2 separate regions of the Homo sapiens genome follow, and region 2 is linked to region 1. Evidence: chromatin contacts called from ENCODE Hi-C data. All regions are on one chromosome and are shown on one strand. The core of a region is the stretch at or near the end of the contact, and the rest is flanking DNA. Distances in the headings are between cores, read along the strand shown.

What was found. A loop is a pair of places that touch in the nucleus more often than their neighbours do. Pooled maps may share reads with other maps.
Region 2: a pooled map shows a loop between it and region 1 (4-fold over the local background). The contact joins the promoter of LYSMD2 here to the enhancer-like site in region 1. A Hi-C loop is called at or near these places in 3 of 37 single-sample maps with no recorded cell type and 3 of 50 pooled maps.

What each region holds. Positions count from the first base shown.
Region 1 is chr15:50,443,225-50,446,347 of GRCh38, reverse strand. The region is part of intron 3 of USP8 (ubiquitin specific peptidase 8); the gene reads right to left. Among named protein-coding and RNA genes, the nearest start is that of USP8, 20 kb to the right of the region's middle. RefSeq lists enhancers at 1,192-1,301, 1,422-1,511. Within about 2 kb of position 1,572, at least 4 of the 41 ENCODE cell types and tissues checked have a DNase peak (open chromatin) inside an H3K27ac peak, as active enhancers do.
Region 2 is chr15:51,736,216-51,739,377 of GRCh38, reverse strand. It overlaps LYSMD2 (LysM domain containing 2), which reads left to right and starts at 1,723. Exons shown (of 3, transcript NM_153374.3): 1 at 1,723-2,028. The coding sequence starts at 1,756. RefSeq lists silencers at 1,405-1,844, 1,855-1,994, 2,065-2,274.

The DNA.
Region 1 (3,123 bases), core at 323-2,822:
TATCAGACATTCCCCTAATATTAGTGAGATTTCCTGTCAATTATTTATCTCTGTGCTCTTAAAGGAGCACAGTTAAAGTAAATATAAATACTTCCAAAATTTCAATAGTATGATAATTGACAGAAGAAAAAGATAACATCCAATTATTACATAACTAAAAATGTTTGCTTCTGAGGTTTACCAGAACTTTCCTGATTCCTGAATATATGAATTCAAACAACTTTCATGATTTCCTAAACAAAAATAGGTTTACCAATGAAGAATTATCAAGAATACCATAAAAATTTTAAAATACAATTCTAATTTTATCTAGAATTCGCTACACTAATATTTTCAATACATTTTCTTTCCCCACTTTTTCAGATAACCCTGAAAGAATTATTCATAAGATGACTTTTTGATAAGTAATAAAATGTAGTGTCCTTCTCTACTATTGAGAGAGCTTGCTAAATTAATGTTTTATCTAAATCTCAATTTTTTTTTTTTTTTTTGAGACGGAGTCTTGCTCTGTTGCCCAGGCTGGAGTGCAGTGGTGCAATCTCAGCTCACTGCAACCTCCACCTCTCAGGTTCAAGCAATTCGCCTGCCTCGGCCTTCCAAGTAGCTGGGATTACAGGCGCCTGCCACCACACCTAGCTAATTTTTTTTTTACGTATTTTTAGTAGAGATGGGGTTTCACCATGTTGGCCAGGCTGGTCTTGAACTCCTGACCTTGTGATCCACCTGCCTCTGCCTCCCAAAGTGCTGGGACTACAGGCGTGAGCCACTGTGCCCAGGCTTTTTTTTTTTTTTTTTTTTTTTTGAGACAGACTCTTGCTCTGTCGCCCAGGCTGGAGTGCAGTGGTGCGATCTCGGCTCACTGCAACCTCCGCCTCCCAGGTTCAAGCGATTCCCCTGCCTCAGCCTCCCGAGTAGCTGGAACTACAGATGCATACCACCACACCCTGCTAATTTTTGTATTTTTAGTAGAGATGGGGTTTCACCATGTTGGCCAGGCTGGTCTCAAACTCCTGACCGCAAGTGATCCACCTGCCTCAGCCTCCCAAAGTGCTGGGATTACAGGGGTGAGCCATTGCGCCCAGCCTAAATCTCTAACATTTTCTAGTATAAAATAAGAGTGAAAATACAAGTTTCTAAGGAAGTTCAATGACATACATTCAGTCCCTACCTCATCTAAAGGGTAAAAAATAGAAAATATCTTGTTAGTAAATTTAGCACCTCACATAGCTGAAGTACACTAGAGAGGCTGGGCTACAGAAAAATATAACAAAAAACAGAAAACAGTTCTGCAACTGGGCAAGGTGGCTCACACCTGTAATCCCAGCACTTTGGGAGGCCGAGGCAGGCAGACCACCTGAGCCCAGGAGTTCAAGACTAACCTGGGCAACAGGGTAAGACCTCGTTTCCACTAAAAATTAAAAAATTAGCCAGGTGTGGTGGTGCGTGTCTGTACTCCCAGCTACTCTGGAGGCTGAGGTGAGAGAATCAGCTGAGCCCAGGAAGTCGAGGCTGCAGTGAACCATGACTGTGCCCACCGCACTCCAACCTGGGTGACGGAAGTGAGATTCTGTCTCAGAACAAACAAAAAACAGTTCTAAGACAGAAGCAGATGAGATCCTCTGGACAGAGCAAATGAAAATGATCCTTTTACTGAAAAACAGGAAATGAACTACTGAATCATATGAAATAATGGCCTAAGTTACCTGAGCCTTTGCAGGGAGCGTCTCAGCCTGGACTTCTCTGCCTACATACTCCCTTTGGAAATGCAATAGAGACTCTGGAAATGGAAAAATCTCATCTGTTTAAATGTACTCACTACCTTCTCAAGAAGAGAAAAAAAAAGGCGGCTACAAAAATATTCCCAATTTTGTCATAGAAAAAAAATAACTATTAACTTCCAAAATAAAGCAAAAAGTAAACAAGACCATTAAAAAAAAAAAACTGGTTGGGCATGGTGGCTCATGCCTGTAATCCCAGCACTTTGGGAGGCCAAGGTAGGTGGATCACCGAGGGTCAGGAGTTCGAGATCAGCCTGACCAACACGGTGAAACCCTGTCTCTACTAAAAATACAAAAATTAGGCCAGGCGTGGTGGCGGGTGCCTGTAATCCCAGCTACTCGGGAGGCTGAAGCAGGAGAATCACTTGAACTTGGGAGGTGGAGGTTGCAGTGAGCCAAAATCATGCCATCGCGCTCCAGCCTGGGTGACAGAACAAGACTGTCACCTTAAAAAAAAAAAAAAAAAAAAAAACCTACCACACAAACAAAACAGCAAACAACAAAACTACCAAAGTTATCCAAATTTTAAGACTTTCAAAAATATTTACTTTAGTGAGCACCACTTACACTGCGTTTTAAGCAATTCCACTTTAACATATTTCACAGAGCGTGCAAAAACTTGTTTGAATTTAGGAAGGCCTCTGTCTCTTACCTGCAGATAAGTATGGCCAAAAATATTAAACAGTATTTTTCCCAGGGCAGGACTAATTCATCCATTGTGGACAGATGAATGAACCTCCAAATGCAAGGGGCCCCCTCTTCAAAGACAGATTTAAAACCTAGTAATTGGCCAGGCATGATGGCTCAAGCCTGGAATCCCAGCACTTTGGAAGGCAGAGGCAGGCGGATCATGAGGTCAGGAGTTCAAGACCAGCCTGGCCAATATGGTGAAAGCCCATCTCTACTAAAAACACAAAAATTAGCTGGACGTGGTGGTGCACACCTGTAGTCCCAGCTACTCGGGAGGCTGAGGCAGGAGAACCGCTTGAACCTGGGAGGCAGAGGTTGCAGTGAGCCGAGATTGAGCTACCGCACTCCAGTCTGGGCGACAGAGTGAGACTCCGTCTTTAAAAAAACAAAAAACAAAAAAAACCTAGTAACTATTATTAGAATAACTTTGCTAATGAGAAGAAATACCAGCAATGATTTATCACCATTAAGTAAAATATTAAAGTCATTCCTTAACAACCAAAAGTCACACTCCTCTAAAAATAAAAATAAGTGGCCAGGCACAGTGGCTCACAGGATCACGCCTGTAATCCCAGCACTTTGGGAGAACGAGAGGGGCGGATCACAAGGTCAGGAGTTCGATACCAGCTGGGCCAACATGGTGAAACTCCGTCTC
Region 2 (3,162 bases), core at 474-2,973, 1.3 Mb before region 1:
ATTCAACCACTTGTAATTATGTATTTATTTTTTTTTTTATTCCACTGAGCTAGGCACTGCTGGAGCTAAAAAGATGAGTAAGACCCAGTTATGCCTCCCAGGAGCACGTATTTGTTGGAGGAGATAAGACAAGCTCATGCATGTACATGCAAGTACAAACACAAAACACAGAGAGTTAAATACTAAACCAGAGGTATTAATACAAACCTCTTGGAGTTCAAAGAAGAAACAGTAACAGTTGGGCAGGTGGGAAAAAGGGACCATTGGGAAGAATTAGGAAAAATCTCATGGAGGATGTATCATTTGAGACAGACCTTAAAGATTTAAACAATGTAATAGAGGGTACTGGAAGAGTGTTACCATTGGAGGGAATAACATGCAAGGTATGAAAGTAGGAACAAGGAGGCCAGTTTCAGAGGCTCTGTTTGGCAGGAATATGTAGAGTATACAGAATGAGTTATAGATGGGGTATGGTCAGACCATGAATAATAAAAATAGAAATAATAGCTTGAATGCCAATGTAGGTTTTTAGTAATGCTGTTGTCCCCAGAGAGCCATTGTAGGAGTTTTGAGTGGGATGGTGTTGTGGAAGCTTGCTCCTCTCCCATCCTTTCTCTCCTGAGCAATATTAGCTTTGCCTCTGTCCAGCACAGCAACATACCAAAACTTCAGCCAACGAATCAAACCCCCAGGCTCCGGACCTTCCTACAAGGTACCTCTTCTTGGAAAGCTGTCCAAAATAACACAGAAACCAGGCACTAGATGCTAGTAAATGTGTACCCACTCTGTGTATAATACAGTGTGTTGAAAGGGTGTTCAAGAGTAGACGGTGTTCAAATGAAGAGTACAGATAAGAGGTCTTTGGTGGTTATAATATTAATAGCAATACGGGGCAGGGAGATGCGATTTCAGGGTGTCAAAGAATAAACTGACGAAGAGAAGATGAATGCAGACAGTAAATTCCAACTACTGAGCCTGGAGAATGAATTGTATGTGGCCAGCCTTTCGAGGCAGCCAGGACTTAAATTGGCACTAGTGTACAAAGTGTGAAACCCGAACAACTAGGGGGGTTATTTTGAGGCCACCCATTAGGCCTTAGAAGCACTATCCCTCCTAGTGCAATGTTGAAAGGACTGGACTCTGAGGCTGTTGAGATGGACCTGGAGAAGCTGTCTGTGTGTGTTTGATGATCTTAAGTTTTACTGTGACGTGGACTTTGAGGTCACTGGGGTGGGGGGAGGGAAGTACCCTTGGCATTGGCAGAGCTGGAAGGTCTGTGCAAGCTGGCTCCTGCTGGGGAATCAATAAAGGAGGCAGAGCAACGCTTTTTTTTTTTTTCGCCGTGGCCAGGGCAGGGTTCTGCCAGGGCTCTATCGCCAATGGAGCAGGGGTCCACCTGGGGCCTAGGACGCCTGCAGATAGCCCTCTCTTAGCCCCAACGGCCGCGGGCTTCAGCGCTCCCCGGCTCCCTCGCTCTGCAGGGTCTTCCCGGTACCGGCAGGCCGCGGCGGGAGCTGCTTTCGCTCTTAACCTTGCAGGTGCGTGTGCCGCGGGCGCCCGGGGCAGGCAGGACGCAGAGGAGGAGGCGCCCGCCATGCCCGGCCTGCGGCTCCCCGCCTCGGCTTCCCGTCCGCCGCCCCCGCGGAACGGCCTGCTGCAGCCCCTGTGAAGAGGAAGAGGCGGCGGCGGCGGCGGAGGAGGAGGAGGCGCCGCCCCCTTGGCAAGCTCCCCGACCCGGCGGCCTCGGCAGGACCCATGGCGGATTCCTCGCCCGCACTGTCCCTGCGGGAAGGCGGCCCCCGCGCGCCGCGGCCCTCGGCCCCCTCGCCGCCGCCGCGCTCGCGCTCCGGCTCCGAGTCCGAGGAGGCCGAGCTGTCGCTGAGCCTGGCCCGCACCAAGACCCGCTCGTACGGCAGCACCGCCAGCGTGCGGGCGCCGCTGGGCGCCGGCGTCATCGAGCGCCATGTGGAGCACCGGGTCCGCGCGGGCGACACGCTGCAGGGCATCGCGCTCAAGTACGGTGTCACGGTGAGCAGGGCGCGCCGCCGCGGCCCGGGCTGGCAGCTACCGCGCAGGAGGCGGTGCGGCTCGGGGTGCGGTGGGGGTGGGGGTGGGACTGCGGGTGGGGGTTTGGGGGATGGGGAGTCGCAGGGACGGCCGTGCGTCCCCGGGCGGCTCGGCTCCCAGGGCTCGCTCAGCGCGCGCTGCTGGCCACCGCAGTGGTCGCCAAAGCTGGTCCTGCAGCGGGAGGGGCGGACCGCCAGGGCTCCCTCCCTAGGTAGCTGCATCGAGTTCCCGGTGCCCCGCCCAGGCTCAGACTAGATCTGTCGCGTGAGGGAGGCCGAAGAGGACTAGGGCTTTGGCATCCCCGTGAACCACCTTCACCCAATTTGCAGGCCCCATCACACTACTCTATATTTACGCAAAGCCCAACTGAGGTGAATTTTGTTGTCTGTGAAAACAAGCTCCGTGATGAGTCAGGAATGGTGCAGTTGTTCCTACTGGGTGGTTCTGGTTCTATCGATTATGCTTCTTTATGTAGAAGTGAAATTACACCCTCTGGGCTCACTGGCAACCGCGAATGTGACACCTGTCGCTAAGCAGCAGCCAAGAACTGTGGTGAGCTGGAGGGCTGCGTTTATTACAAATTTATAAGTGTGTGTGTCTTGGGTGTATAGCATTACACCTCTGGGAAGAACATGGAAACCTGAGGGAACAAATTGTTTCATTAAAATTACTTATAATTAACTGTGAGCTATGTGATGGCCTTTTTACATTTGGGATCTGTATCAGTTTTCAGTGTTCTTTCCTGAAGCACCTTAGACAGCAATGGGAAGAAAGAGGATCTTATCTATATCTTTCCCTTAAAGTGAAACTCTTTCTGGCCCTTTACCGAATGAAGGAGCATCAGTATGAAGGAGAATGTATTTTGCATATTTAAGCCGGTATATGTTTACCTATCAGGTCCTTCTATCTTTGAAATATTTTGAAAGGGACCTTGCTGTGCAGTCATGTATTGACTCTATCATGCCATGGAGAGCCCCATTCTGCCCTCTTGGGAGTTCTATACATGTGAACATAGAGCTACAATTCTCTATGTGCCTTAATGGGGCCTGGTTTGAGTCAGAGGCAGAGGAAAGCGAAGTTGGGAAATACCAGTAG